Linked DNA regions of Homo sapiens: region 1 is linked to region 2. Evidence: read pairs that join two places in POLR2A ChIA-PET (ENCODE). Cell type or tissue: OCI-LY7. All regions are shown on one strand. Each heading gives the region's core, and the rest is flanking DNA. Links, peaks and the distances in the headings are about the cores only. Region 1 holds the start of LOC124900533 (small nucleolar RNA SNORA48). Region 2 overlaps RHBDD1 (rhomboid domain containing 1).

Region 1 (16,351 bases), core at 4,932-12,931, 55 kb after region 2:
GCTGCAATTAAGGCAGAGAGGAAACGGAATGAGTGATGGAGTCAAGGTGTGAACCAAGCCCTAACTGACCCCAGAGCTCTTAATCACTCTGTATATTGCCCCTATATCTAATTTTAGGAATGCTCAGTTGTCTGTGTTTCCACCCCCATCCAGATGATGATAATATGAAAACAGTAACAGCTGGTGCATACCTCGCACTGAGCACTGGTCTGCCTGCTTTCCACATATTAACTCATATAAGGCTCACTGTAACCTGTCACAGGTTCTATTGCTGTCTCCATTTTTGTGATCCCCATTTTTTAGGTGAGGAAATGAAGGTGCAGAGACGCTAAGTAACTTGCCCACTTACTCAGGTTCACATAGAGTTACAATTGATGTTCAGTCTGTCGTTCCTAATGCCTCCGGTGTCTTTCCCCTATCACTTCATCATTTCTTAAAATTCATTTTAAGCCCATTTCAGACCAATCAGAGAAGAGATGGGAACTCCCTCCTGCTTAGCTTAGACATCCGAGCTACTCTTTCCAGTAACCTGTAGAATTCTTTCCTTATCCTTGCTGCAGTCTTTCTAAAGTGGTGATATATTGGACACTTCATCCAAAGGCTGAACTGAGACTAATGCCTAAGCAAGAAAGAAAAAATAGCAAATTCATTAACTAGGAATCTATTTACAGTCAATTCCCAAGGCTCATTGTGCAGTCAGTGGTTCTGCATCATTTAGAGTTGCTAATAAATGAAAGTCTTTGCGTCTTTCCAAGTGCCTTGATATTTACAAGTCTCATATTTTACCATAGGAAATGGCTTCAACAAGCATATTCATGTGTTGACAGTTCTAATTAATACAAGTAATTAGCCCTGACAGAACTGTGAAAAGGAGACCCATTCATAAATTTGCTAATTATGTTACTCTGCTCAGAATTTAATCGCAGTCTAGTCTTTAATCATATCTGTATATGGGCAAAAGGCCATCTTACTAAATTCTTCAGGCTTTTACATTTACTTCTGGCAAGAGGATTTTACTGAAATTAATTTGTGGCTGCAATTTAATTTTCCAGTATGCAGGAACTGGTAAAGAACACAGATTATAATCTTTCTGGAAAGAAACAAGAAAATGAGAAAAGGCAGACAAGGGAGGAGGAAGGCATCAAGTACATACCATATGCTTTCTTACATGTAAAGCTTGTACGTTTCTACCTATTTTAATGCCTTTTCTGAAAATAAAGATAGTCTTATTTAGGCCACTGGTAGGTTTATGGTACAGAAAATTTGAAGATGGTTGGTTACTTTGATCCAAAGTTGAGCCCTCTTCTCTTGGATGTAAATAGCCTACTTTTTCAAGTGCTTTTGTTCTTGAGCAGGGGTTCTCAACCTTGGCACTATTGGAACTTTGGGCTGGATGATTCCTTGATTCCTTGTCGAGGTGAGTGTGACTGCCCTGTGTATTGTGCAGTGTTGAGTAGCATCCCTGGCCTCTACCCACTAGACGCAAGCGCACCTCTCCCCTAGTTCTGACCCCCAAAAGTGTCCCCAGATGTTGCCAGTTGTCTCCTGGGGAGCAAAATCACCCCTGGTTGAGAACCGCTATGCTTGAGAGTAACTTAAGATAAAAAAAAGAATCCAGTAAAACTTCTATATAGAACACTTATAGCAGCTGTAGCAAAATCAGTAAAGCACCTTTTCTTGGAATCATTTACCAGGCATCATGATACAGAACTCAGATTTGGAATGATATTCCTTGAATTACAATACTTCCTTCCTACTTTTTCAGCATTAAGCTCCCTCTGGTCCTCTTAGATAGAAAGTAGAGTTGTGCTTGGTAGTAAAGTAGCTTATCTAAAACCCCTTTACTTTTCTTTTTGTTAGTAGATACACTGGGCTCTTCATATTCATGGATTTAACATTTGAAGTTTTGACTACTCGCGGGTGACCCCAGTGTTCTGAGTAATCAACTCCCAGTGTTCTTTGTCTTCCTTTCCAGTTCATTGATTCCTTACTTTGTGGTCTTGCTCTTCTCCCTCCACTGCTTAGATTTCTGGTCCATATAAATACCTTCCATGCCCTTGCTTCTCACCCTTCTTCCATTTACCTGGAAAAATCCCAGACTTGAGTGAGCCTGGCCACTAGGCTTCTTGGAATGTGGATCTGGCAGCTAAGCCTTATTAGAGAACATGACTCAGCAGAGCAGACTGAGCCTATCATACATGCACATTAACCTCTCAACTATCCTAGACCTCCCTAAGAAAATGGAATCCACCCCTAGGCAATGCCCCCAACCTCCCATCATGAAAACTACAAACGAACCTATTCTGTACTCACCACCCCCTACTTAACTCCTTCCTTCCTGACAACTGAGCAGGGAAGTCTTCTTCCCTTATCAAAAGCTAATCCTTCACCCACCTACCCCAGCTTCTCAGAAAAATATTTTGTCATTGAGTATCCCCTTTTCCCTTGTGTCTTCAGCCTCTCAGTCTCTACTGGATCCCTCCCATCAACACTGAAAGATATTCTTAGTCTCTCTCCTCTCCTATCTTGAGAGAGAGAGGAAGAGAGCAAGTGAGTATGCAGTAACACACAGCAGCCTTTCAGTAACCATCCTTCCCCGTTCCATTTACATTCATATTGTCCTCTTCAACTTTGAATCTTGCCTCTACTACTACAGTCATGTTGCTACTCCCATTAGTCCAATAAAACAGTTCTAGCTAAGATCCCCTGCACCCTCTATGTTGCTAAGGCCTGGAGTCACTTTCCTTCCCCAAATTTACTTAACATAGTTAACTACTCCTTCCTTGAAACCATACCTTTTTTCTTTCTTGTTTTCCCAATGTCACACTTTCCTGGCTTTCCTAATATGGTCTGGTCTCTTTCCTGGGTCTTCTTTGCAGGCCCACCCACCTCCACTTTACCTTTGAACATCAGCCTTCCTAATGACTTAATTGTAGCTCTTCTTTTCTTCTCCCAAGGCTTTAGTTGCTATTTATATGCTGGCAACTTCCAAATTTATCTCTTCAGCCCAGTTTTCTTTCTGAGCCTCTAAAATTACAAATAAACATATTCAAGGACATCTCAGATGCATCATGTACAAACTGAATTTATAATTCTTTTATACCTTTGCAACTCATTCCTTTTGGCCTTTTGGACGTAGTGAGTAACCAAGCCTTCTTGATGGTAACTCAAGATACATCTCAAATCCTTTCACTTCTTTTTACATCCATTAGTGAAAGCCACTGTTCTTTACAAATGGATAGTAGAAGGTGAGGATGTAGAAATAAGAGCCAGGTCACACAGGGCCTTTTAGGCCATCTGGGACTCTGATTTTTCTCTGAATGAGATGGACCCCATTAGAGGGTTTTGCTCAGAGGAGTAACATAATCTAACTCAACTTAGAAGGACCACTGTGGCTGCTGTATTGAGAATAATTTGTAGAGCATCATAGTGGGTTGAATGTTATCCTCTGAAAGATATGACCACCCAGAACCTCCAAGTATGACCTCATTTGAAATAAGGCTCTTTGCAGGTAATTAAGGTAAGGATCTCAAGATGAGATCATCCTGGGTTAGGGTCAGGTGTCCTGATAAGAGACAGAAATGGAGAAAGCAGACACAGATGAATGAGCCATGTGAAGACAGATTGGAGAACAGTCACAAGCCAGGGAACACCAAGGATGGCCAGCACCACCCAAGCTGGGCTAGAGGCATGGAATGGGTTCTCCTGCAGAGCCTCCAGAAGGAACCAACCCTGCCAACAACCTTGATGTCAGACTTCTGGCTTCCCAAATTGCAAGAGAATAAAGTTCTGTTGTTTTAAGGAACTCAGTTTGCAATAATTTGTTATAGCAACCCTAGGAAACTGATACAAGCATCAAGGGTAAAAGCAGAAGGCCAGTAGGAGTCCATTGCAGTAATCCAGGCAAGAGAGGACTGCGGCTCCACTTAGTAGCTGTGGAGGAGGTGTGAAGAGGTCAGCTTCTGGACACATTTTGCAGTAAAATGAAAGGATTTTTTGACAGAATGCCTGCAATTGTGAGAGAGAGAAGTGAAGAATGACTAAGGTTTTTGGCCAAAACCACTGGAAAGTTGAAAGTAGTTCAGGTTTACAGGAATTAGAGTTCAGTCTCAGAGGTGTATACATTGAGAGAATTAGTAGAGCTCCATGTGCCATCATCCTGGAGCCCTGTTGACTTTTAGGGATGGCACCATGTTTGAGAGGCTACAGAGGAGACCCAGAGCCAGTAAGCAAGACATAGAGTTTATAGAGAGGACTTACAGCATAGTCCAGTGGCAGCGGGCTAGACAGGAGAACCGCAATTGCTTGAAAAAGCACGAAGTTTATAGCAAAGACACAATGAAAAAAAAAACATGGGCCGATATCACTGATGAACATAGACAGAAAAATCCTCAAAAAAATACTAGCAAACTGAATATAGCAGCACATCAAAAAGTTAATTTACCATGATCAAGTAGGCATCATTCCTGGGGTATAAGGTTGGTTCAACATACGCAAATCAATAAATGTGACTCGCCACATAAAAACCATATGATTGTCTCAATAAATTGCTAGTTTTTCCAGCATTATTTGGGTGAGTAGTTAACTACTCTCCTAAATAAATAGATCCTTGATGCTACTCATCTTGGAGCTATGGAGAGTTCCCCAGGTGAGAAGCAGGTCAATCACAAGAAATGCCTGCAATTTGGACCATCTGTCCTTGCACTCTTCACCGTAAGGCTCATCCTTGGTATCAGTTTTCTCTGCCTATGGTACCTAACTATATAGAAGGGATCCTCCTAGGGGCCTCCTCAGTAGCCCGAAAGCAACACTGTTCAGTAGAAGTATCTGCAGTAACGGACATGCTTCGTGTTTTCATTGTCCAACATGGGAGCCACTAGCCACAAGTGCTGAGCATGTGGAATGTATTTACAAATGGATAGTAGGAGGTGAGGATGTAGAAATAAATACAACTTAGTGCAACTGAGGAATTGAGTTTTCAGCTATGCATAATTTTAATTCATATAAATTTAAATAGCTATGTGTGCCTGATACATAATTTTAATTCATATAAATTTAAATAGCCATGTGTGCCTGGTGGCCATTGTATCAGTGCAGATCTAGAGCATTGGTTCTAAAAGTGTTGCCTGGAAGCTTGTTAGAAATGCATATTTTTGGACCCTGACCTCAAACTCCTGGACTCAAGCAATCCTCCCACTTCAACCTTCTGAATAGCCAGCTGAGACTACAGGCATAGGCCACCACATTCTTTTTAATTTTTTTTTTTTTTGGTAGAAATGGGAGTGGGGTGGGTTGTGGGGAGGTTGGGAGCATGGGAGATCTACTGCACCAGAAGCTTTGCGTGTGAGACCCGGGATTATGTGTTTTAATAAGCTCTGCAGATGATTCTGTTGTACAATAAAATTTGAGAACCATTGCTGGGTCCCACTCTCAGAGTTCATGATTTAGTTGTTCTGGGATGAGGTCTGAGAATTTGCTTTTCTAACAAATTCCCTGATGATGCTGTGATGCAGATCTGGAAATCATCTGAGAACCTGTTATAGAAGATGGACCAACTCTTTGTGAAGTGGCCCCCGTTCCCAAGAGTAAATTGCATAAATCCCACATAACAAATATTTCAAGTCAGGATCTCCCAAGTGTACCCTCCATACTTGATGAAAATCTTCCTAGCTTTTTTCCCATGATCTGGTAACAAACTGTGTCTGGCTTATAGGAGGGCTGTTAAGTACTTGTTGAATTAATAAAGAGATTATATAAATCAGCCTGAATAAAATATCTGAAGTTGAGAATTCTTTTTTTCTTTATTTTATTATTATTATACTTTAAATTTTAGGGTACATGTGCACAATGTGCAGGTTTGTTACATATGTATACATGTGCCATGTTGGTGTGCTGCACCCATTAACTCGTCATTTAACATTAGGTATATCTCCTAATGCTATCCCTCCCCCCTCCCTTATCCCACCTCTAACTTTCTGCATGTGATGGCTTTTTGGCCTTCATGATAACCTATTAGTGGAATTCCACTTTTCTGATCCGTAATTCTACAACTCGTTGTAGAAGTCATTGTTGTAGTAATTTTTCTGTCTGTAGCTTGATAAATTTTAATTGTTATAGTGGAAAGAAGGTAATTCTTAACTAGAGAAGAGTGTAGTATGTCCACACCCCCAAGAGGCATTTGCAAATGTGTGTGTGAGAGGGCTTTTGGGTTGTTGAAATGATAGGAGTCAGGGTAGAGGGGTTACAATTTTCATTCAGTGCCAGGGGCCCAGGAATGTTAAATACCCTGCAGGCACAGGACTGTCCTGTACAATGAAGAGAAACTCTGTAACCTGTTGGTAGGTGACAGTAATATTTCTTCAGTAAAATTACTTCTAAGGCCATGACTCTCTTTTGCTAGTTATATCTCTTCATGAGCATTTTGTATGAGTTTTACTTATCTCATAGGAGGGTGAAACACCCTCTGTCCTGCTCTTGCATAACATAATTTAATTCTTGCAGCAAATATTTAGTGCTGTGTAGTTTACAAAGATAGGAGACATGAGCCTACCTACAAAGAAGTTACAGTACCACCAATAAGCTGGAAATGATATAAGAGTTGTATAAACTGGAAGAACCCAGAGGGGATATTACCTGGTTTATCAGTTAAGGTTCAACCAGGAGACAAAACCAGTGGAGACATATATTAAGAGCTATTATTGCAAGGAAGTGCCTATGTGATTGTGGAGGCTGACCAGGCAAGTCCAAAATCTGTAGGGCAGGCCGTCAGGAAGGGTGAGCAGGAACTCTCAGGCACTTGGCTGAAGCTGTAGTCCACAAGCAGAATTTCTTCTTCTTCAGGGAAGTTTCAGCTCTGCTCTTAAGGCCTTTTAACCGATTGAATCAGGCTCATCCACATTATCTAAAATAATCTCCCTTAAAGTCAGCTGATTATGGACTTTAATCACATCTACCAGATGCCTTCACAGCAGCACCCTGATTAGTGTTTAATTGAATAACCTGAGATGGTGGCTTAGCCCACTTGACACACAAAAAAGAGCATCGCACTTGGAGATTGAATGTTTGCGCACTCTCTCCGAAACATGTGCCATTTGTTCTGACCCTTGAAAATGGGGAATTTTTAAGTGGGGCAGTTGGCATTCTAGAGGGGGTGACTATTAAAAATTAGCCAAAGGAAACAATAAAAGAAGCCAAGGCATGAAAGTATAATCGGTGTTTGCAGAATGGCTAGTTGTTGCTATGTGGCTTTTCCCTGAACCTCAGCTCTCAATTTCCTCATCTGAGGAGTGGGTTCAGTACTTGTCATAACTGTCCTCCAGGATGGAAGAAGATGATATTTGAGGGTGCCTTTTGGAAACAGTTAAACATTGTGAATGCTAAGGGATTTTTTTTCTTTCTTTAACCATCCATGTGTCCAAGGTATGGACCAGTCATGGACACAGGCCAAAAGCCAAGCCGGGATAAACAAGGTGTTGCTTTGTCTCTGGCTAATGTGAGATGGGCTCCACCAACCAGAAGCTACTCTTCCCATGTCAGAACACTGAGGTGTTTTATAGTCATGGTGGTGGTGGCAGTAGCATTGGTGAGAGTGTGAGGTTGGTGTGATAAAAACCGAAGGCTCGGCCGGTAACAGAGAGCCTGATTGTTGCAGACTTTGTCTAAAATTTGTGTTTTTAAGAAAAAAAAAGTGACATTCTCTTGACCTTAGTTCCTAATGGGCTAAAAGAATGAAAAACATCCCTGTATATAAGTCTGTGCCCAACTGTCACAAAGCAGCAATAGCCATTTGCTCTGGGCTAAGACAGCTCAGCCTTTTTTTTTTTTTTTTTTTTAAGGAAGTAGACCTGTTTTTGATGCTTGAGATATTAGGGGTGAAGGAGAGTCATTTATTATAAATGTGTTGAATACTTTGCCTAAATAGGGAAAGGGAGTTAAACTACATCCAAGGAAGCTGTTCCAAGTTTCTTAGGTAATGGCCATTAAGGCCAATTGACTCCGTCACCAAAGAAAGCACCAGAAAACGTGAGTCCCGTTTGACAGACTTCTTTCCTTTTCAGAACTGTGTCCTACAAACCAAACAAATCTCCCCCAATTGTTAAAGCCATATGCATTTTGAAGGAAATGTAATCCATATGTTCCTGAGTCACTTATGCCTAAGTCATTAAAAAGTTATTTTTTAAATGTGATTTCATGTTTGAAGTCATTTTAGAGTATTTTTAGTAGACTCTCATTCTTCATAATGCTAAATTTTTCTTGGTTTGTTTTCTTGTTTTATTTAAACACACTGTATATCATCTTAACACATCCTGTGGCGAGGCACAAAGGGAATCTTGAACTCAGAAGGAGGGTCTGGTGTACTGGAATAACACATTTGAGGCAGTTTCTATTTTCAGAAGTTTACAACTGTCCCCCCCCCCTTAATTTTTTATTTTATGTCCTGGGCTGCTTTTAACCTGGTCACATCGTCATCCCAGCCCTCTCCCCCCGCATTCCTTAAATGGTTGTCCATGAAGAAGAAAAGGGAAAAGAGAAAAATGACAAAGAATAAAATCACATGGCCTCCTAGGATATACTTCTGCACTGTGCTATGTGATCCTTTCTTCCCAGAATTGAATGTATTTTCCCCTTTTACCTACTATTGTTGCTAGCTGGGAGAATTAAGGTGTTTCTTAAAGTGCCAACAAAAGAGAGAAATAAAACTGAATTGAGGAGCTGTCTCCAGCTTCTCATTTTTAGGACAAACAGAAGACGGTGTCTGCTTAGAACTGAAACTAATTGAAAAATGGTTTCATTTTTTACTAAAATAAGCTTTTTTCCCCCCTTTTTAACCTTTGTCTCATGATATGAGTCTCATGATATGGACCAAGTTTTATCTGTACATGAAGCATCCTGGTTTGTGTGTGAATTTGTCCATCGTGAACATCTGTTGGCTGCCAGAGGGCACGGAAGCAGCCTTATTTTTAGGCACTGGTAGAGGTCCATTTCTCTTCTCAGGGGCTGCTCAGGCAGCAGGTGTGTAGCATCAAACATAGCGAGAGGCACTCACCACCTGGAGGAATAAAGATGTAAGGAGTTAACAATTTTACTTTTCATCTCTGCCAGCCTGTGAAATATTTTCCAATGTACTTTTTTTATTTGATTCTCAAAACTGCCTTGAGGACCATTGTTTTTGTTTGTTTTCATAAAGAAATTGAGGCTCAGGGATGCGACTTTCTTCAGTATTTCACAAGGCAATCTTGGCAGCTGGTGTGTGCCTCGGAGAGGAGGGATATCGTGCCCATCATGTGGGGACATTTGAGGACCTTCGTGGACTTTTACTTTTGAAAGCCCTGCCCCACATCATTTCAAGTGTATTAAAACATACGCAATCTCCTATCTGTCCCACAGATCCCGTGTATAATATATATCATCATATATGTGAGTTGAGTTATAAATAGTTGAGATGGTACATTTCGTAGACACTTAATTAAATGTTTACTACTTTTAATTTTATAGTTTCTGTTTCATTTTGGAACCAACTAATTATTTTGAGGTCTGGAACATTTTCATGGGCCTTTAAAAAACTCACCCTCCCTGAGTGCTGTCCCTACAGTGGCTGAAGCCGCCTCTTGCTCTCATTCACTCCTGTTTCCCTCCTCACACCTGTGGCAGAACCGAGGCAGGTGCTTACTAAATGCTTGTTGGTGAATGCCCAAGTGAGTGAGAGAAGGAATAGAAGAAGTAACAAATAAGTGAAGTACAAGTAAGTGGCAAAGTCTGGTGTCGAAGGACGTCTGAACCCTTAGCGGGCTCATTTCCTTTGCACTGTCATCACAGTGAAGCAGAACGGGCATCTTCAAGCTGTGTATCAAAGTGTGTTCCTCCCCATTTCTCATTGTTTTGTTCCAAGCCAGTTTTCTTCTCTGTTACAGCTAAGGCATGAGAAAGAATAGACTACCAGCTTATTTGACTTTTGATAAGTTCATGAAGCAGCAATAGCCACTTTCAGGTCATAATCCATTCTTTTCTCTCTGTTTAGTTGCTATAGTTTATTTTTTTGCCTTGCAAATATGGGATAAATGTGGCTACTAACATTCAAATATTCAGACAAGTTTCTTGACAAAATCAGAGAGGTGTTTTTTGCCTGTTGTTTCTTTTGGTTTGTTTTCTTTAGAATACTGGACATTTGCTCTAAGTTATCTGTCATGTAATTTGTGTGTTTTGTTGAGATATGATTTTTTTTTTAATCCAAAGGTGGATCTTTGTGGCCTTTCTTCAAAGCTCTAGAATTTGGTGGCAAGGAACTTATTGAACATGATAGAAAACTAGAGAGAAAGCAAAAGCCCACTTTTTTTTTTTTTTAATTTTACTTTCAGTTCTTGGATACATGTGCAGAACATGTAGGTTTGTTACATAGGTCACATGTGCCACGGTGGTTTGCTGCACCTGTCAGCCCGTCATCTATGTTTTAAGCCCCACGTGCATTAGGTCTTTGTCCTAATGCTTTCCATCCCCTTGCCCCCTAACTCCCAACAGGCCTTGGTGTGTGCTGTTCCACTCCCTGTATCCATGTGTTCTCATTGTTCAACTCCCACTTACGAGTGAGAACATGCGGTGTTTGGTTTTCTGTTCCTGTGTTAGTTTGCTGAGAATGATGGCTTCCAGCTTCATCCATGTCCCTGCAAAGGACATGATCTCATTCTTTTGTATGGCTGCATAGTATTCCATGGTGTATATGTGCCACATTTTCTTTATCCAGTCAATCATTGATGGAAAAAGCCCACTTCTTAAGAAAGAAACACAAAGGTGCTAAATGAGAGGAGGGAAGAGAGAGACAGGGATTACCTAAAGAGCAGAGCCATCCTCCTCTTTCTCAGCCCTGCTATGCCCCCTGGAAAAAGGGGTCTGCCCATATGAGTGGGCCTGGGAAGGCTGCTCCACCCAGTTCATCTGGACTCCCAGGGTCACTAGATGGCACCAGGGCAGACGTGGGCCACACTCAAAACCCTGCAGTGCTGCTTCATGGACGGAGCTTCTGGGTCAAGGCAGGAGCTGGAAATGGTGGAACTTGCCCTCCATCTATGAAATTTTTTGAGTCAGTCATTCAGCAAATAATGACTAGACACCTATGATAGTGACACAACAGTGAACGGCACAGACTGGTCTCTCGAGTCCAGGGGCTCTCTGCTCACACTCGGCCAAGCTCTTGCTGTTTAAGGGTGCCTTTCATGAAGTCTATTTGAAATGTTTTGGTTTCTGTCAGTTTTTGGTTGGGTTATAGGTAAGTACACAAGTTACCACATGTATTTAGAAGGCCCAATCCCTCCATTTATCAACTAAAGTTAAAGAAAGGAAGGAAGCCTGTAGCAAAAAAAAAAAAAAAACAAAAAACCATGCAGGTTCCCCCACTGCTATATGATTTTCTATATTTATGTTTTAATTTCTTGGTAGGCCTGGACTTCAAAGTAGAGATTCAGAGCCCTACCTGAGTTTGGGTTGTGCCCTGTGGCTGCCATCCTTCCTCACAGAAGTTCCTCCCTGGACTTCAGCCTCGGGGTTCTTGTTCACTTTCAGTATTTCCTTTTTGCAGTGTGTATGTGTGTGTACGGAACTATATAGTGTTGATTGTCCTTAAATGATCTTCTTCCAAACTCATCCAAACCATTTAATTTGTAGCAGGAATCCCAAAGTATATCCTTCCCAGAGAAAGAATGAGATTTGCCTGGCATCAAGTTAAGGAAATCATTACTCAAAAAAATTGTTTAAGACATTTTCCTGTGCTAGAGATGCTGGTGACCAAGAAGTGGGTGCCTGGGGGAGATGTCTGGGCTCATTATCTGGGAAAGTTGGGAAGTGAGTGTTTGCCTGTTCCTTTTTCCACTCTGTTTCCTCATTGGCTTTGCCATTTACCCAACTGCCCCCATTCTAAGATTGGTGTTTACTGATCAAGAGCAAAGCTCTACTGCCTTAGGAGTAGTTCATAAAATGATTCCTAGATGTAATATTCACTCTCTTCCCTGCCTAGTCCCCTTAGCAAGGACCTCTCTAACATTTTATGTTTGAATTGTTTTCTTCCAGAGACAAAGGTAAGTTAGATCAAGAGTAAACAGATGGAGATGTTCATTCTTGGAAGCAGCAAGCATTTTGTTATCATTGTTATTGTCTGAGCAAGTGAAAACCAGATGAGAAGAGCCTTGACCTGCCTCCTTCACTAGCAGAAGTGAAGTAGGTCGTATCTTTCTTGCAGCATTCCTGTGAGCGTTAGAACAACTCCGGAGCCCATGAGTAAGGCTACTGTGTGTTAGAATTGTGATTCTGCCTGTTCATCCTCCTGGCTGCCCACCCCTGAGAATCTCCTTTTCGTTCGCATGGGCTCTTTGATAGCAGAGTGGCTGCCTCTCTGCAATGAGCTTGAGGGTTTTGTGGGTAAGAGGCCCAGTGCCCCTCACCGCCTTTCCACATGCTTGCCTCCTTACCCAGTTTGTCAGGCTTTGACAGATGGCCGGCGTTTGTCTCACCTGCGATTCCTTTTTGCACAGCACTCGGTGTAACACTTCAAAGAAATAATTAGCATTCTGAGTCTTCTCTGCCCTGTGCATAGAATGTGGGAAGGTTCCGCTGAAGAGGGACTTGAGCCCAGAGTGTTGTATGGGTGTTGCCCTTTTTTTATTTTATTTTATTTTATTTTATTTTTGAGACAGAGTCTCGCTCTGTCGCCCAGGCTGGAGTGCAGTGGTGTGATCTCGGCTCATTGCAAGCTCCACCCCCTGGGTTCACGCCATTCTTCTGCCTCAGCCTCCTGAGTAGCTGGAATTACAGGCGCCCACCACTGGGCCTGGCTAATTTTTTGTATTTTTAGTAGAGACGGGGTTTCACCGTGTTAGCCAGGATGGTTTCGATCTCCTGACCTCATGATCCACAGGTCTTGGCCTCCCAAAGTGCTGGGATTACAGGCGTGAGCCACCGTGCCCGGCCTGGGTGTTGCTCTTTTTAGTCCTGACTGTCAAGGTATTAACTTCTTTAGAGTCACTTTTTCGTTGAACAAGGATGTACAAAAGAGACATCTAGTTATTACATTCTTCTGGTTTGGTTCTAAAATAAATGGGAAGGTACCTGTGGAAGTGATTTGTATAGATTTCCAGGCACCAGGATCCTCTTTAGTGTCCCGCACCCAAGAGCAGGGTGGATACTCCCTGCAGGCTGAGAGTCGTGAACTGTACAGTGCTGAGAGTCGTGAACCATACAGTGCTCACGGTGTCATCGTATAATTGGAGATCACTCTTTTCAGGTACCTCGCCAGTGCGTGGCTCAGGGACATCCTGGAGATCTTGGTGCTCCCATTACCATTTTCAGGCCATGTATCTCTTCCAGGCTGTGCTCCTGTGGCACAGATGAGGCCTAGTTCCACTGCTCTGATGGCCACACGTGAATCAGCAGCAGTGACTCCTTGGTACGTGGAGAGAACTGGGACTCTTAGTGGGTAGCAAGGAAATTATGTTTTTAAAACCACCAGCTCCTCCTTCCATTTAGTTGGCAGTTCCATTTCTAATATAAAATCTTTCAGATCTGAGCTCTCCTAGGGCCTCCCAAGATTTAATATGGTGCCCCAGAATGATAAATGAGAATAAAGAGAAACTCTTCATAACAGGACCATGTAGAAAAGGTGGAATCGATGCCCCTGAGGTAATTAACTTGATTGTGGTACTCATTTCACTACACACACAAACACACACACACACATCTATAAATACATATATAAAATCATCACGTTGTACACCTTAAACTTATACAATTTTATTTGTCAATTAGACCTCAATAAAGCTGGAGGTGAGGGAGGCCCGAACTCAATGACAGTTTGCTTTCCTCAGAATGGCCATGGGGTGAGGGAGGGCCCCACTCCTAGAGGGAGCAACTTCTTGATTTTCCTCATTCTTATTTCCCCCTCGGGCCACCCAGAAGCCAGGCCAGTCCTACTCAGATGATAGAAAACCTTATTAGCCCTCCTAATGAAATGGGCAGTTTGGTACAGAAGAGGGGAATCTGCTTGGATTTAAAGATGGCGTCAAACTATTGTCCAATGCAGGGAAATACATTTATTTCTACATGCAGAAGGAACTCATTAAAATCTGTTAGGCTTGGAATTTTCGACAATGATTTGTACATAAACTCCTTAAGTATTGCCTTGTGTACTGACATATTAAAAGTTATGATGATGCTTAGGAACTACAGATTATTTAGAAAATGTTTGAAAAGAGATAATACACAAAAGCAAGATTTCATTGTCACCAATAGATAGCAGGCAAGATTACCTTGTCCCTCTGAGGGTTCTGATTGAGTGCATTTGGCTGCAGGAGTAATGTAAGTGGCCCCAGGGTTGTTGTGTTCTGTATCTAGATCTGGGGAACAGTCACACTCATGGTTCCAGTTGAAAATAGGTCTCCTGCCCCCATTAGCATAGCAGGGCCTGTCTGGTCACAAGTCCTGGCTGTTTGGTTTGGAGACTATGTGCAGTATGGATTGGAGCAGAGGTACAAAGCCCCAAGTTTTTGGTACTAGGGACACTTGGAAGGTGTGAGAGCACAGCCTGCTCTTCCCTCAAGGCCAGCCCAAACTTAGCAGCCAAGCAGGGCTTCTGGGGCAGTCCAGGTGTGGAGCTCTTGTCCATTGTCACTTAAGTCCTCTGTCACCTTGTCTGTGTCCTCTGGTCATACTAGATCTTGGATATGCCCACCCCCCTGGAGACACCACTAGACAAAGAGAAATGAGGATGTCTAGTCAGTGACTTCCCAAGTCCAAGTCGAGACGTCTGCTTCAGCTGCTTTGACATGCAGCAACATCAAAGGAGCAGTACCCCAATATAGTAACAATTTGTTGTAAATTATCAAAATGTGTGAGCTTTACCCACGCCTCCTTACCTGGAAACCCTCCCCTGCCTTTTCCTCTTCTTTGACTATCCCATCTTCACTGTGTAGGAGACTCACCACCGTATACTGATGAAGAATGCACACAGTTCCGTGTGGTGCTGCTGCTACCTTAAGCTCATCTAGAACACTTAGAGGAAGAGAAGAGACCCCAGTCCAACTTCACACATCAGGCTATTGTCTCATTTTGAGAGGAGGAGAGAAGGGAGGGTTAGGAGTACCTTAACGGGGCCTGGGTGTGGCTTCTAAGTGCTGCAGGCACAAGGTACTATGACTTGGGCCTATCGGGTAGGTGTCTGGAGTGAGGCCTCTTGGCCCTGGGTCACAAGGGCAGTGATAAATTTCAGTGACCACAATACTGCTCTGATATTTTTCCCCACTTGGTGGCATTTTATATATAAAACTGAGGCTTCATTTATTTTGACCCCCTCCTCCCATTGAAAGAGCCATTATCTATTTCTTAGAGGCCCCAAACAAACAGGGTGGATGGCAGAGGCCTCTTGTCTGGCACAAGACTCGGGTTCCTGGTTTACCCTTCAGGCTGGGATAAGGCTGGCCTCACAAGTGAGACTCAGAAACAAGCCACTGCTCTCATGAATGCCTGTCTTCATGGAAAAAGGGATCTTTTTGGTCATTTGTTTCTGTGCCTTTGTTCTGGAAATGAGGAACTTGAGGCCCAGAGAAGTCAAGGAGCATCATTGGATGTCTCGCGTCTCTGGTTTCCCAGTTCAGTTTGTGTCTCCCCTTCGGCAAGCTCCCCCTCCCTTTAGTTTTGCATTTAACACAGTCTTGCCTTCATGACTGCCGCCTCCTTTTTTTCTGTAAACACAAATATGAAGTGTATTTGCTTTGCTTTTCAGCCTTGTCTGCCCCACTGAGTGTCCGAAATAGCCGGCTGGAATTCATGAGAATGTTACGTCTTCAGATGTTTATAATCCAAAAGAATCCCTTATGGTTTTTAATAATAAAACAACTTAGATGTCGGTATTTTGTGTTGGAAAGGCGAGCAAAGTTCACAATGCAGCAATTACAATGCAGTGCATTATGTATAATTTGTAGCCTGCCCCAGGAGCAATGGTGAACCGTGAAACACCATCCTGGCCCTGTAGCATAATTAGCAGGATCAAACGCTGCACAGGGAGAAGCATAATAGTTGTCATCCGAGGTAAATAAAAGTAAGGAAAAGTTCTGATACACCCCAAATTATATAAAGAGCAGCCCCTATATCAGGCTGCAAATATGTCAAGAGTCTTCATTGCTAATTGAAGAAATCTTTTGAGGTTTAGCAGCTCATAAATTCACACTGGGAATTGGCCTATTGTTCTAAGTCTTGTCTTTGGAATGTAACAGTTGTACTTTTATATTGAGTTCCTCCAATAGTACCATTGTAAACATGAAGAGTTTGCATTTTAACGTAAATTTGAACAATGTGGTTTTAAAAGAGTTCACCA
Region 2 (16,351 bases), core at 2,877-10,876:
AGGTAACTCAGGCATGAAAACATGGTATGATTGGTATGAGGTCTCTCATGTGTGATAAGATTCATATTAGACCTTGGTTCTTTAAGTCTCAGTCTGAGACTCTACTGCTGGGAAAGTGTTAAAAGTTGGTTTTAGGTGTATAGTTCTCCATGGCCCATCCTGTGTATATTCAGGAACCCTTGCATACCGTCAGATGCTAAAATAGGCATGCCTCTAACAAATGCCATGTGACTTAATGAGGAAGAATGTATTTTTCTAAGTATCTGTGTAAATAGATAGAAAAGACTTCCTGTTAAAAGCGTAAGACCTATTTTAGGCTAAAGCCTTTGCATTCCAGTCTGGGGTGGCTACACGGTAGTATTTTAGATCAGGCCCAGCAGCCAGGTGTTAGCCATGGCCATTGGAACACTCATGTCTTAATGCAGTGAACTGAATGTGCCCGTCCCCAAATTCATACGTTGAAACCCTAACCCCTAATGTGATGATTTTAGTAGGGTAGGAGTTTGGGGAAAAAATTAGGTCATGAGGGTAGGGCCCTCATGAATGGGATTAATGTCCCTATAAAAGCGACCTCAGAGAGCTCTCTAGCTTCCTCACTGCCACATGAGGATACAAGAAGTCAGCAGTCTGCAACCTGGAAGAGGGTCGTCACCAGAACTGACCACACTGGCATCGCAAGCTTCCAGCCTCCAGATTGTGACAAATTTCTATTGCTTAAGCCAGCCAGTCTATGGCTGTTTGTTATAGCATCCCAAATGGACTAAGATGTGTTTCTGTTTATATTAATTGAGGACCACTATAGCTTAAAGCTGAGACTAGCAGCCTTTTCTTTAAAGGACCGGACAGATAATATTTCAGGCATCAAGGGCTTTATTGGCCATATAATCTCTGCTGGAACTAACCTGTCCTTGTAGCATGAAAGCTGCCAGAGACAATATGTAAACAAGTGGGTATAGGTGTGTTCCAATAGAATCTTATTCCTAGCTCCTGCCTTTTCTACTGTGTAAGGATATGAGATTGACACTCTGCCAATTTAACCTTACAAAATAGGGCAGTTCTACTTACTGTCTTCTCTCTCTTTTGCACTCGATTTATTTTCTATTTTTTAAAAAAGAGGACTGAAGAGAACAGCTTCTTTCCTTCTTATGTGGAAGAAGCACAGTCACACAGACCAGAGAATTAAGGGCAAAAATAATAAAAAGCCCTTTTTACCTCTTTTAACCTCTGTAAAATTACTATAGTTATATGCCTTTCTCTGAAGTGATTGGATTTCTTCAAAGGCAGAGCTACTTAAGGCCAGGTGGCTATGCTAATGGTCATCTAGGGAACTTTTATGAGAGCATATGTATATCTTACAAGTAATGATTTATTCTTAATATGGCTGTCCTTAGCTGGAAAAGTCTTTATAGGTCAAAGAACCGCATGAATATTTAAAAAGCTGTTACCAATTTTTCTAATCTTGGTGGTGTTTCTTGATCTCCTTTGCCATGAAATCCTGGTATGTGTATAAGGAACAGATGGAGTAGTTAATAGAATAATGACAACCAGATTTTCTTTTACTACAGAGCCTAAGTATATAACTAAAAAAAAAAAATTAAACTAGTATTCCTCTCAGGACATAATTTAAATTTATTTATCTTAATTGTTTGATTGCTAGGTTTTTCCAGGAATGTTTATTATGAAGATTTTAAAACATCTGATTGGGCCAGTGAAACATCCATAGAAAATTTTTGGTCCTACGGGAGGAGATCTGTTCTCATTATAATAGATACTGATGAGATTTTGGGTCCTGTTGATGATCTATGATTGACGATATAGAACGTTTAGCCACACTGGTCTTTCTGATTTAAGGCACCAAAACTTTCCCATTTTCTTTCCCCATATTTTGTCTGACAAGTACCAAATTTGTTTTTATAATATTCAGATGTTTAGAGTTGTTGACTTTATTTCATTGAAGAACTGCCAGATTATTTTAAAATAAGAAATAGCATGAATAAAAATGTTTTTCTACATCAAGAAAATGTTGCCTCAAATCATCGCATGTGTATCTGGCAATTAAAACTCTAGGTAGATATACAGTTTCTATGTGGTGAGCAAATATTCAGAGACCTTGGGTTATTTTGGCTTTTGAATTAACTGAGCATTTTTGGGGGTGGATAGGTAGAAATGCTGCGTAGATCTTACATAACAGAATGGCTTTCCACATGGGTTTGAAAGTGATAATGAGCCATGTGGGAAATTACCCAATATACTTTTTGTATTCCAGTAAAATAATTGGCATTCATAGGGAATTGGGCAGTTTCTCTAAGCAGGGATTGCTGAAGCATCCCATGCTATTCAGTGACGTCTCTATAAATATTCTATTAGTGTTGCAGAATGGTTGCCACTTTCTTTGATTCTTTGTGGAAAAGATGTATTAATTATGTTTTTACCATTTGTCCTCATGTGAAAGTTCTTTTTTTTTTTTTTTTTTTTTTAATAAGGAATGAAAAGTAAGATGTGTAAAAACACTACCACAGTCTCCTTTACTCTCAAGGTCTGAAACTGGCTGGTTGGGTGTTCCCCAGTGCAGCAATGGGGGCTAAATTTTTCTGATTCTATTGGATAGAGACCAGTTTAAGAATAAATGTTCATATTTAAAATGGTAAGATCCAAGTTCAGTTTTAAGCCATTGTGAGGATTTGGAAAATGTACTTGTCTCCTTCTCCTGTTCTAAATATCAATAATGTTAATATTTTGACATGGGAAACAGGTGAGAGAAAATATGAAAGTTGGGTTATTGGAGGTATTTAGTAAATCCTCATTAATATTTACTGCACTGGGGCAAAGCTTTTCAGAATTAGTCTCCAAAATCCTAAACCATTTTATTTAATGTTTATTTAAATCATTCCTTTTTCTTTTACTTTCAAGGACGTTCAGTAAAATAGAATCAAGTTAGAAGAGTTTTTTCACAATCACTGAGAATGGACAAAAGATCTGGCTAGACATTTCTCTAAGAAGATACACACATGGCCAATAAGCACATAAAAAGACACTCAGCATTATTAGTCATCAAAACCACAGTGAGATACCACTTCATATGCCCTAGGATGTTTGTGAATAAAAAGGCAAATAATAGCAAGTGTTAGTGAGGATGTGGAGAAATTGGAACCCACATACACTGCTTGTAGGAATAGAAAATGGTACAGCTACTTTGGAAAACATTCTGGCGATTCCTCAGATAGTTAAACAGAATCGCCATGTGACGCAGCAGTTCCACTTTTAGGTATATACTCAAAAGAAATGAAACCATATGTCCACCTAAAAACTTGCTCACAAATGTTTATAGCAGCATTATTCATAACAGTCAAAAGGTAGAAATAATACAAATGTCTATCAGTTGACACATGGATAAACAAAATGTGGTATAAGCCATACAGTGGAATATTATTTGCCCATAAAAAAGAATGAAGTACCGATAAATGTAACAAAATTGATGAACCTGGAAAATATACTAAGTGAAATAAGCTAGACACAAAATGCCACATATTACATGATTTTGTTTATATGAGCTATCCAGAATAGGCATATTCTGTAGAGACAGAAAGTAGATTAGTGCTTACTTAGAGCTGGAGAAGGGATGGGAGGGTGAGGATTGTTAGCTAAAGAGTACAGATTTCTTTTTGGGGATGATGAAAATGTCCAAAATTGATTGTGGTAATGATGGTGCAACTCTAAAATATACTAAAAACCACTGAGTTGTACACTTTAAGTTGATAAATTGTATGGATGTCAATTATATATCAATAAAGCTGTTCTAAAAATATCAATAGACACAACTACTTTTCATGACCAATATTTATATAAAAAACTAGTGTGTTTTGTCATTCGTTGTTTATATGAAAATGAAGTCTACTAGAGTGCTGATTTACAGTTTCCCTTTTAATCCTGCATATTAGGAAAATATTCATAAAGAATACAACAGTAAATTTTAAAATAGCCTCAGGACCAACTATCAAAAATTCTGAGCATGAAATCTCAATTAATGCAATTCTGCCATTCAGTGTTCCTCTTTTGGCTGGATTGTGTTTTTTTTCTGTAGCCTTATTAAAGCTCCAACTCAGGCCTGTACTGCTGTACTCTGTGGGATAATATGGAGATCTGTCACAAAGACTCATAGCAAAGGTTAGGAATCTTCATCAACAACCCAAACCACATTATTTAAATATTTGAAACATCAACTTCAAAGAATATAATAATGGCAGGAAAGAAGAGAAAAAATCAAACAGACTATTTTACTTCTCTCTCTTTATGCCAGAATGAGATTGGTAACCTTCTGTGGGGAACAAAAATCTCTTCCAAACAAATTCTCTAACTATTGGCAGTTAAAGGAAATGTAAGGAATAAACTCAAACTGAAAAGATCAATGGAAATATCTTCCAAAAATGAACTTTTCCCTGTTATTGACCTTTATTAATGGTGTACCTAAGTTTGGTACCTAAAGCATTATTTAATGACTAGGTTATCTCTTCTCTCTTGTTTTATCTAGCAACCATTTTTTTTTGAAGTCGTCTCTTCTTTCTTGTTTTATCTAGAAACCTTTTTTTGGGGGGGAGCTATAATCTCTGACATAGAATTACAATTACAGAGAAATTGGCTGCATCTTAATGTTGGTATTGTCTGAAGTATTCTGTGGGATCTGTATGAAACATTGGTCTGCCCCTTATTGTACAGAGCAACAAGACAATAAGGCTTTATTAGCTATTGTTTCCACCATTCTCTTGACTCAAGCCAGGACTTCACTGAAAACTCTCCAAGTATTGAATAGCTCTAAGCTGAAAGAATCCACTCCATATGTCAATAGCTCATTCCAGTCTCTTCCCCAGGACTTCTGACTACCCTCTGAATTAATATCTCCTTTCCTCATTAGCACATAAGGACTCATTCATGTTCAGCCCCATGGTGGGCACTGAGGATACAGTAACAAGACAATCACCATTTGGCATCTTTTCTTATTTTGAGGATAATTATTATACCTAAAATAATGTTATGCCTTACTCGCTTGTCTTTGCTTATACAAAACAGGAAGTATAAAACAACAGTCCATAGCTGTGTTCTAGAACCTTTTCCTTGTGCCTTTAGGCAGCTCTGGATATCAGGATTATTATCCGCATGGCAGGCCAGATCACTATGAAGAAGCACCCAGGAACTATGACACGTACACAGCAGGACTGAGTGAAGAAGAACAGCTCGAGAGAGCATTACAAGCCAGCCTCTGGGACCGAGGTAGGAGTCTTGCGCCCTTCAGTTATTTTAAAGCATACCTCATGTGGTAAGGTAGTCTGAAAAAGAGCTATTTGTAGCAAATTAAATTTTAAACAGTTCAGAAAAAGGATATGTAGATGAAAACTGTGTGCAGATTGTGATTACAAAGAATGGGGTGTGATGCCATATTCCCAGCAACCTAAGCTAATAAGGTGCCAGACTGTGTATGTATTGTTAAAGTGGTTCTTTTTATAGTCCTGCTGTACTTGATGCTTTGGCATTAAAGTCAAGAAACTTAAAATTCTTAGATGCATGATAAAAAAAAGAGAGATTTTCTTTGGAATTCATATTTGTAAAGAAGGCTCAGTGTCACTAAGTATCAAAATATTGCCCATAAACCTCCGACAAATCTCCCTCAGCATCACATAGGCTAAGAATTCAAGCTCAGATTTGACTTCTGCTGAACCAATCTGTCTGGGGGTAGAGCCTAGAAATTTGTGTTTTGAACAGGCTTTCCAGGAGATTCTTTTATAAACCGATATCTGAAAAAACACTGTATATATTTTGCCATGTTTGTTCTAGGTTTGGATTATGAGTTTGGGTATTACTGTTTTTATTGTTTGAGTAGCGACTAAAAATCAACTGTTCATTTAAAGGGCATTTGTTAAAGTTTTATGTTTCATGTACAATGGTAGGTACAATAGGGAACACTGAGTGGTAAAAGTTGGAAACTACCCTCAAAAAGTTAACAATCTGTGTTTGGGCATATGCCTACTAGATGTGATACCACACAGGTAACCCTAGCATCAGGTGACTAAGAGAGGCTCAAGCTAAGTGTTAGACGTAGGGAGAAGATGGTGAGCTTTTTCATACCTAGAACTATCAGATTTTCACAGAGGAGATAGCATTTGAGTTGGACCTTCAAGAATGTGTAGAACTTGAAGAGCTGTGGACGGGCATTCTCTGCAGAAGTCTGAATATCAGCATAGAAGTTAGGGTCATGTTCTGCCAGCCCTCACTTTTGAATGGACAATAAGAGAAGAAAGGGAAGAAGAGTGGGAAGCTAGGCTGGGTCCGGATCGCAGGGGTCCTAGAATTAAATAGACCAAGTGGAAAGTGGATTTAGTGTGTGGTATAAATGCCAGTAGAGCTCTGCATGGGACACTGATGTGGTCAGAGCTCTGTTAAAAGAATCTGGTAGTAGCAGTCATTCTGCGAAGAAGATTGAGCACCAATCAGGTACCAAGCATTATGCTAGGTGATGAGAGTACATAAATTATGACAATATAATTTCTGACTTTAAGGAATATAGTCTTAGTAGCAACAGTGTGCATGGAGGTGGGGAATGACAACAAGCGGGAGACAAGTTGGAAGACTATATTGCAGTAACCTGAACAAGAAAGGAAAGCCTAAATTATGAAGGTGGAGAAGAAGGCATAAATCTGTATTTCTCAGGTGAAGAGTTTCAGAACTGTGATGATGTATCAGTAATCTATCACTGTGTTAAGAATCACCCTGAAACTCGTGGATTAAAACAGTAAACATTTGTTCTTGCTCATGAGTATGTGAAGCAGCTGGGCTGGGCTTAGCTGATTTTGGCTAGCGAGCTAAGGTGTCTGCGCTGGTCTGCTGGGGTCTGGCTGCTCTAAGATGGCTTCTTCTACATGCCTGCCTGACTAATGGTGGTGTTACGCCATGCCTCATTCCTCAGCCAGCAGGCTAGCCTGGGCTTATTCACCAGGCCACAGCATAAGGTTTACAGGAGAGTGCAGAAATAAACAAGTCTTATGCTGGCACAATGTCAGTTCCACTGTATTCTGTATACTGTTACTGAAGCAGGTAACAAGACCAGCTCAGATTCATGGGATAGGGAGATAGTCTCCACCTCTTGGAGGAACCGCAAAGTCACATGCAATGGTTATGGATAGAGGGAGAGGTGGAGAATTGTAGCCATTTTTGTAATCGCTGTATCACATATAGTCAGTGGACTGCCAGTATCACAGTCATTCAAAAGCATGCCTTAGCTATGGAATCCTGAAATCTGGGGAAAGGGCCCCAGAGCCTATATTTTTAACAAATTCTCATGGTTATTCCTGTACACACAGGTTTAATCACCACTGGGCTATCCATGAAATATTACAGGACAAGTAGGGCAGGGCAAAACTTCTCAGCGTGGACTTCATACAGCCTATCTCTATCCCCTTCAAGGCTGACTTCAAATAAAGTCAAAAGAGCCAAAGAACACAGCATGATAGGAAAGATTTGGACTTATATTTGGGAGACATCTTCTGATTATTATCTTCTGTTAAGAAAATGTGTATTCTAAAGTAGCAAGCCTTCATAAAGAGTGATGGAAAATCAGGGAAAAATTAGGCAGCCCGAGTGAGAATATTTGAATGTGAGACATAGAAAACCTCCCATGTTAAATGTAGTAAGAGAAAGGAAATGCAAGAAGACAAGCTTACCTTTTGTAGTTTTGTTTCTAAAGGGTTGCTATATGCCCCCATCAGTAATTATACAGGAAGTTAGTACTAGTAGTACAGGTGTCTTTTTTGAAAGAGAAAGAAAATAATGACTTCCCTCAGTAATTTGGGCTCAGAGACATGAGCATGGAAGATCTGCAGATGAAAGCACCCTCTGATGGCCCTGGTGATTTTGGAGCAATTTTATAGACTTGAATCTAGGTACAAAGGAAGGGCTTACATTTTGGGAATCAGAAGAAAGTTGGAGTAGATTTTTGAGATGTTTCCTTAATGAAGAATATATTTATTATTAAGTTAATATAAGTCATTAATATTAATTTTTCCTGTTTAACAGTAAATGGTATTGAAATATATACTAACAGGCAAAAAGAAAAAAAGACACAGGCTACCTTCAGAGATTTCAGAAAGTCATCTGATAGTAGTGTTGATTTTTCATAAATTTAAATCTTATTCTTAAAAAAACTTCTTGTAAAAATAACTCGAGAGTATACTGAACAGAAATAGAAACAACTTAAAATGTTTTACTACCCCTATTTTAAATTATTTTATATTTTTTCTTCTTACCCTTAAAACATTTCAGTTAAGAAATGAATAATTTTTACTTTAAAAAAAAGATTTTTACACATCAGATGCTATAAGACTCGCTTGGTGAGAAGAGTATTTCTGGGATTATTTTGAAGCCAAGGGTTTTGTTTCTACCTCTGTCTAACTAGTTGCTTGGTTTGAAAAAATCTAGCTTCTACTTTGTGAGTATGGAGTTACGTTCTAAAACTCCTCACAGTAGAAGATTGCTAAGACTAAATGATCCAGAGTTTGTGCTGAATTACTTTTGCTATCTGACCTTTTATTTTAACAAAATCATAGGTTTTTTTCTTCCCTTTTTTTCCTTCCTCCTACACATGTATTTTCAGAATTTAAAACAGTCTCTTCTTTCCATTCATGAAAAATCACAAAAGTATGTAGAACTTGTTTGTCTCTCAAATGGCCACTTGGTACATCTTAAACAGAGTGGCCTTGGTTAGGATTTTGAATTACGGTGAATGAAATATAAAAATAAATAATTTTAAAAAGAAAAGAAATCATAAAAGTTAATAGTTAATTGATGATTTTTGAATATAGGACTTTCTAAACAGAAAAGTAATGAAAAAATTGTGGAAGATAGACCATTGAAAACTTTGACAAAGAATTAATATAATCAGCATGTAAACTCATGCAATGAAGTAATTAATACTAACTCCTATTAGGAAAATAGAAAATAATTTTAACATATAATCCAAAGACTTATAAGTGACCAGTGTGCATCTAAAAATAATTTGCTGTATATTAGCAAAGAGTTAGTTTGTTCATCTCACTACATTTATTTTTTTTAATTTTTAATTTTTGTGGATACATAGCAGGTGTATATATTTATGGGGTACATGAGAATTTTAATACAGGCATGCAGTGTATAATACATCAGGGTAAATGGAGTATCCATCACCTCAAGCATTTGTCCTTTCTTTGTGTTACAAACAATCCAGTTCTACTCTTTTAGTTATTTTTAAATGTACAAAAAAAAATTGTTGACTCTCATCACGCTGTTGTGCTATTAAATACTAGATCTTACTCATTCTAATTATTTTTTGTACCCATTAACCATCTTCATTTCTGCTCATCCTCCACCCCAGCATCTGGTAACCGTCTTTTCACTCTCTATCTCCATGAGTTTGTTTTAATTTATAGCTCCCACAAATAAATAAGAACATGCAAAATTTGTCTTTCTGTGCCTGGCTTATTTTACTTAACACAGTAACCTCCAGTTCCATCTACGTTGTTGCAAATGACAAGATCTCATTTTGTTTAATGGATGAATAGTATTCTATTGTGTATAAGTACTACATTTTCTTTATCCATTCATCTGTTGATGGATACTTAGGTTGCTCCCAAATCTTGGCTACTATGAATAGTGCTACAGTAAACATGGGAATATAGATATCTCTTTGATATAATTATTTCCTTTCTTTTGGGCATATACCTAGCAGTAGAATTGCTGGATCATATGGTAGCTCTACATTTAGTTTTCTGTGGAACTTCCAAACTGTTCTCCATAGTGGTTGTACTAATTTACATTCACACCAAAAGTGTACAAGGGTTCCCTTTTCTCCATATCCTCGCAAGCATTTGTTATTGCCTGTCTCTTGCATAAAAGCCATTTTAACTGGAGTGAAATGATGTTTCATTGTAGTTTTGATTTGCCATTTCTCTGAGGATCAGTGATATTGAGAACCTTTTCATATGCCTTTTTGCCATTTGTATGCCTTCTTTTGGGAAATGTCTATTCAGATCTTTTGCACAGTTTAAAAATTAGATTATTAGGTTTTATCCAATATGTAAGCAGCTATTTGAACTCCTTATATATTCTTGTTATTAGCCTCTTGTCAGATGGATAGTTTGCACATATTTTCTCCCATTCTGTGAGTTGTCTCTTCACTTTGTTGATTGTTTCCTTTCCTGTAAAGAAGGCTTTTAACATGGTGTGATCCCATTTGCTGATTTTTGCTTTTTGACCTGTGCTTGTGGAGTATTACTCAATAAATCTTTGCCAATCCAATGTCCTGGAGAGATTCCCCAACATTTTCTTTTAGTAGACTCATAGTTTGAGGTCTTAGATGTAAGTCTTTAATCCATTTCAAATTGATTTTTGTATATGGTGAGAGATAGGGGTCTAGTTTCATTCTTCTGCATATGGATATCCAGTTCCCTCAGGAGTATTTATTGAAGAGACTGTCCTTTCCCCCAGTGTATTCTCTTGGCACCTTTTTTGAAAATGAGATCAACATAAATGTATGGATTTGTTTCTGGGTTCTCTGTTCTCTTCCACTGATCTATGTGTCTGGTTTTATGCCAGTACCATGGTCTTTTGGTTATTATAGCTTTGTAGTATAATTCAAAGTGGGGTTATGTGATCCTTCCAGTTTGCTTCTTTCTGCTCGGGATAGCTTTGGCTATTCTTGGTCTTCTGTGGTCCCATGTAAATATTACAATTACTTTTTCTATTTCTGTGAAGAATGTCATTGGTATTTTGATAGGGGTTGCATTGAATCTGTAGTTTGCTTTGGGTAGTATGGACATTTTAACAATATTGAGTCTTCCAATCCATGAACACGGAATATGTTTCCACTTTTTGTGTCTGCTTCAATGTTTTCATCAATATTTTATAGTTTTCATTGTAGATATCTTTGACTTCTTTGATTAAGTTAATTCCTAGGCATTTTATTTTACTTGTAGCTATTTTAAATATTTGTATTTAAATAAATAAATAAATAAATAAAAACTTGTAAATAAATACTTGTATTTACTTGTAGCTATTTTAAATGGGATTACTTTCTTGGCTTTTCAGATTGTTTGCTGTTAGCATATTGAAATGCTGCTGACTTTTGTATGTTGATTTTATATCCTGCAACTTTCCTGAATTTATATATCACTTTTAATAGTTTTTTGGTGGGTTTTTCCAAATATAAGATCCATACCACCTGCAAACAAAGATAATTTGGCTTCTTCCTTTCCAATTTGTATGCCCTTTATTTATTTGTCTTGGCTGATTGCTCTAGCTAGGACTTTCAGTACTATGTTGAATAACAGTGGTGAAAGTGTGCATCTTTGTTATATTCCACATCTTAGAGGAAAGGCTTTCTGTTTTTCCCCTTTCAACATGATACTAGCTGTGGGTCTGTCATATGTGACTTTTATTGTGTTGAGGTGTATTCCTTCTATGCTCATTTTTTAGGGTTTTTTGTCATGAAGGAATGTTGAATTTTATCAAGTGCTTTTTCAGCATCAGTTGAAATGACCATATGGTTTTGTATCTGTTGATATAGTGTACCACATTGATTGATCTGCTTATGTTAAACCATCCTTGCATCACTGGGATAAATCCCAAATGGTCATAATGAATGATCTTTTTAATATGTTGAATTCAATTTGCTATTATCTTTGCATCAATGTTCATCAGGGATATTGGCCTGTGGTTTTCTTTGATATCTTTGTCTGGTTTTGGTATCAGGATAATACTGGCCTCATAGAATTAGTGTGGAAGTATTCCCTCTGCCTCTGTTTTTCAAAATAGTTTGTGTTGGATTGGTATTCATTCCTTTTTAAATGTTTGGTAAAATTTAGCAGTGAAGCCATTGGGTCCAGGGTTTTTCTTTGCTGGGAAATTTTTTATTATGGCACCAATCTCATTACTTTTTATTGGTTTGTTTAGGTTTTGGGTTTCTTCATGGTTTAATCTTGGTAAATTGTGTGTGTCTAGGAATTTATTCATTTCTTCTAGGTTTTCCAATTTATTGGCATACAGTTGCTCATAGTAGCCTTTAACAGTCCTTTGAATTTCTGTAGAATAGGTTTTAATGTCTACTTTTAATCTCATTTTTATTTGGGTCTTCTCTCTTTTTTCTTAGCCTGACTAAAGGTGTGTTGATTTTGTTTATGTTTTCCAAAGAACAACTTTTTGTCATGAATCTTTTGTATTGTTTTTTTCGTTTCATTTAGTTCTACTCTTTATTACTTCTTTTCTTCTACTATTTTTTCGTTTTGTTAGCTCTTGCTTTTCCAGTGGTTTAAGATGAATCATTATGTTATTTGAAGTTTTTCTACCTTTTAGATACAGGCGCCTATTGCTATAAACTTCCCTCTTAGTCCTGCTTTCACTGTATCCCATAGGTTTCAGAATGTTGTGTTTGTATTATCATTTGCTTCAAGAAATTTTTGAATTTCCTTCTTAATTTCCTCATTAACCCACTGGTCATTTAGGAACATATTGTTCAATTTCCATGTATTTGTCTAGTTTCCAAAATTCCTCTTTTTAGTGATTTCTAATCTTATTCCATTGTGGTCAGAGATGATACTTGATATAATTTCAGTTTTTTTCAACTTTTTAATATACTTTTTTGTGGCCTAACATATAGTCTATCCTTGAGAATGATTCATGTACTGAGGAAAAGAATGTGTGTTCTGCAGCTGTTGGATGAAATGTTCTGTAAATATCTATTAGGTCCATTTAGTCTATAGTGCAGATTAAGTGTTATGTTTCTTTGTTGAGCATCTTTCTGGAACACTTTTCCATTGCTAAAACTGGGGTGTTGAAGTCTGCAGCTATTATTGTATTGGGATCGATCGATCTCTTAAGCTCTAATAATATTTGCTTTATATATCTGGGTGCTCCCGTGTTAGATGCATATATAATTATAATTAATATATCCTCTTACTGAATTGACTGACCCCTTTATCATAATATAATTACCTTCTTTGTCTCTTTTTATAGTTTTTATCTTCAAATCTGTTTTGTCTGATATAAGCATAGCTACTCCTGTTCTTTACTGGTTTCCACTGGAATTAAGTATCTTTTTCCTTTTTTTTTTTTTTTTTTTTTTTGAGACGGAGTCTCACTCTGTCGCCCAGGCTGGAGTGCAGTGGTGTGATCTCGGCTCACTGTAAGTTCCACCTCCCGGGTTCACGCCATTCTCCTGCCTCAGCCTCCCGAGTAGCTGGGACTACAGGTGCCTGCTGCCACGCCCGGCTAATTTTTTGTATTTTTAGTAGAGACGGGGTTTCACTGTGTTAGCCAGGATGGTCTCGATCTCCTGACCTTGTGATCCGCCCACCTCGGCCTCCCAAAGGGCTGGGATTACAGGTGAGAGCCACTGTGCCCAGCCTCTATATGTATTTTCATTCTCTATAGGTGAAATGTGTTTCTTGTAGGCAACAGATCATTGGACCTTATATTCATTCTATTCTGTGTCATTTAGTCTTTTTTCATTTAATGCTATTATTGTTTAGTAAAGATTTACTCCTACCATTTTGTTATTTGTTTTCTGGTTGTTTTGTGGTCTTCCCTTTCCTCTTCCCTTCCTTCCTGCCTTCCTTTTAGTGAGTGATGTTCTCTGGAGGTATGTTTTAATTTCTTGCTTTTTATTTTTTGTGTATCTGTTGTATATTTTTTGATTTCTGATTACCATGAGGCTTGAAATTAATATGACCTTTTTTTAAACTGATAACTTAACACTGATTGCATAAACAAACAAGCAAGCAAGCAAGCAAAGAGAAAATGAATAAAAACTCTACACTTTAACTTTGTCCCCCTGGTTTTTAGCTTTTGTTTCTACTTATATTTTATTATACTGTTTACGTTTGAAAAATTGTTGTAGTTATTATTTTTGATTGGTTCATCTTATAGTCTTTCTACTCAAGATATGAATAGTTTACACACCACAATTACAGTGTGTCCTTTTATTCTGTTTTTCTGTGGCTTACTATTACCAGTGAATTTGTACCTTCAGATGATTTTTTATTGCTCATTAACATCCTTTTCTTTCAGATTGAAGAACTCCCTTTAGCATTTCTTGTAGGACATGTCTGGCATTGATGAAATCTCTCAGCTTTTCTTGGGAAATTTTTTATTTTGCCTTCATGTTTGAAGGATATTTTCGCTGGATATACTATTATAGGATAAATTTTTTTTTCCCCTTCAGCACTTTAAATATATCATGCCATTCTCTCCTTGCCTGTAAGGTTTCCACTGAAGTCCGCTGTCAGAACTACTGGAACTCCATTGTATGTTATTTGTTTCTTTTCTCTTGCTGTTTTTAGTATCCTTTCTTTTTCCTTGACTTTTGGGAGTTTGATTATTAAATGTCTTGAGGTAGTCTTATTTGGGTCAAATCTGTTTGATGTTCTGTAACTGTCTTGTACTTGAATATTGACATCTTTCTCTAGGTTTGGAAAGTTCTGTTATTATCCTTTTGAATAAACTTTCTACTTCTATCCCTCTCTCTCTCCATCCTCTTTCAGGCCAGTAACAGTTTGATTTGCACTTTTAGGGCTATTTTCTAGATATTGAAGGTGTGCTTCATTCCTTTTGTCTCCTCTCACTGTGTGTTTTCAAATAGCCTGTCTTCAGGGTCATTAATTCTTTCTTCTGCTTGGTCAATTGTGATGCATTCTTCAGTATGTCAATTACATTTTTCAACTCCAGAATTTCTTCTTGATTTGTTTTAATTATTTCAATCTCTTTGCCAAATTTGTTTAATGGGAATCTCTCCCTTCAGGGAAGTGGGGTCCCCTCTGGCCCAGCTCAGGTCCAGAAATGCTTTCCAAGAGCCAAGGCCTGGAATCAGGTACCCCAAGAGCCTGCCTGATGCTCTACCCTGCTGTGGCCAAGCTGGTACCTAAGCTGCAAGACAAAGTTCCCTTTACTTTCCTCACTTCTTTCCTTAAGCAGAAGGAGTCTCTCCCCAAAGCCACCATATTGGGAATGTGCTTGGGTCAAACCTGAAGCCAGCATGTCTCTGAGTCTCACCCAGATACCATGGGGTAAGTACTGCCTGTTTACCACAGTGGCCTATTCAGGTCCCTAGAGCCCTTTAGTCAGCAGGTGATGAATCCTGCTAGGATTGAGTCTTTCTCTTCAAGGCAGAAGGTTTTCTTCTGGCCAGGGTGCGTCTAGAAATGATGTCTGGTAACTAGAGCCTGGAATAGGGGCCTCAGGACTCTGCTCGGTACCCTATCCTACTGTGGCTGAGCTGGTATCCAAGTCGCAAAACAAATTTGTCTTTACTCTTCCGTTTTCTCTCCTCAAGCACTGGGAAATAGTCTCTTCCAGAGCTGCGAGTTGCAGTGCCTGAGGTTGGGAGAGGGGTAACACAAGCACTGACTTGGCTGTCCCGGCTGATGTCTCACTGGAAGGCATGTCCCCCAGGTCCACTGGCTCTGAGCCCAGCACAGCACCAGAGCTTACCCAAGAATTGCAGTTCTTGTGACTCAGACTACCTTTCAAGTTTATTTAGGACCCCAGAGCACTTTTGCCCATGGTGTCAGGGCCTGATGGAACTCAGGTTCTGACCACTGGGATGGGCAATTCCCCTCTGGCCTAGGCGGGTCTAAATGCTCACTCCCTGGGTGCTGGCTAAGTTCTGCCCAGTTTTGCTTTCTGGCAGTGCTGAGTTCCAATGGGATGTCCACAATCACTGTGCTCTCCCTCCCCCAAGTACACAGATTCTCTGTCTATGCTACCAGGGGATGGATGAGGAGTGGCATTGGCAATTCAAGACTATCTTTCCTTCTCCCTTCAGTGCCTCTTTCAGTGTTGTGAAGTTAAAACCAGGTACTGTGATCACTCACATGATCTTTGGTTCTTATGAAGGTGATTTTTTCTGCAGATAGTTCTTCAGTTTGGTGTTCCTCTGGGAAGGATGATCTGTAAAGCTTTCTATTTGGCCGTTTTGCTCCACCTCCCTCCATCTCACCACATTTAATGTTGGTAGTGATAACAGACATTTCTATATGCTGCTGATATGAATGCAAATTGGTATAACCTTTCTGGAAAACACATTGGAAATGTATAATCAAGAGGCTTACCTTCAGTGATTCCTTGACTAGGAATCTAGCCTGAGGAAATAATAGAGAGATGGTCCAATATTTGTTTTTAAGTTACTGATTCCCTAATTAAATTTAGTAACAAAAACTTAAATACATTGAAATTTGCACAACAATGTGTGCAAGGGTTAAATCAGTTGTGGTTTCATTGTAAAATGGAAATATTAGGCATCTATTAAAAATAACATTTTTGAAAAATTTAGTGGCATGAA

Evidence for each region. Peaks named below come from ENCODE experiments on the same cell type or tissue, not always from the same donor. Only the 100,000 strongest peaks of a DNase experiment are listed, where the experiment ranks them.
Region 1: POLR2A ChIA-PET joins it to region 2 with 21 read pairs; 5 of 35 experiments call an interaction of 5 or more read pairs at or near these places.

The regions. Positions count from the first base shown.
Region 1 is chr2:226,961,583-226,977,933 of GRCh38, forward strand. All of the region lies in intron 8 of RHBDD1 (rhomboid domain containing 1), which reads left to right. LOC124900533 (small nucleolar RNA SNORA48) reads right to left here and starts at 7,540; the gene lies at 7,407-7,540. It also overlaps a transcript of COL4A4 not described here. RefSeq lists an enhancer at 8,917-8,986. In OCI-LY7, for the core only: a CTCF peak has its summit at 9,078; DNase peaks (open chromatin) are centred at 8,979, 9,679, 10,409, 12,459 and 1 weaker place; H3K4me3 peaks cover 3,073 bases; H3K27ac peaks cover 5,713 bases.
Region 2 is chr2:226,909,087-226,925,437 of GRCh38, forward strand. It overlaps RHBDD1 (rhomboid domain containing 1), which reads left to right. Exons shown (of 9, transcript NM_001167608.3): 8 at 5,122-5,265. Among named protein-coding and RNA genes, the nearest start is that of RHBDD1, 81 kb to the left of the region's middle. In OCI-LY7, for the core only: a CTCF peak has its summit at 7,883 (motif pointing left); a DNase peak (open chromatin) is centred at 7,795; H3K4me3 peaks cover 1,001 bases; H3K27ac peaks cover 2,307 bases.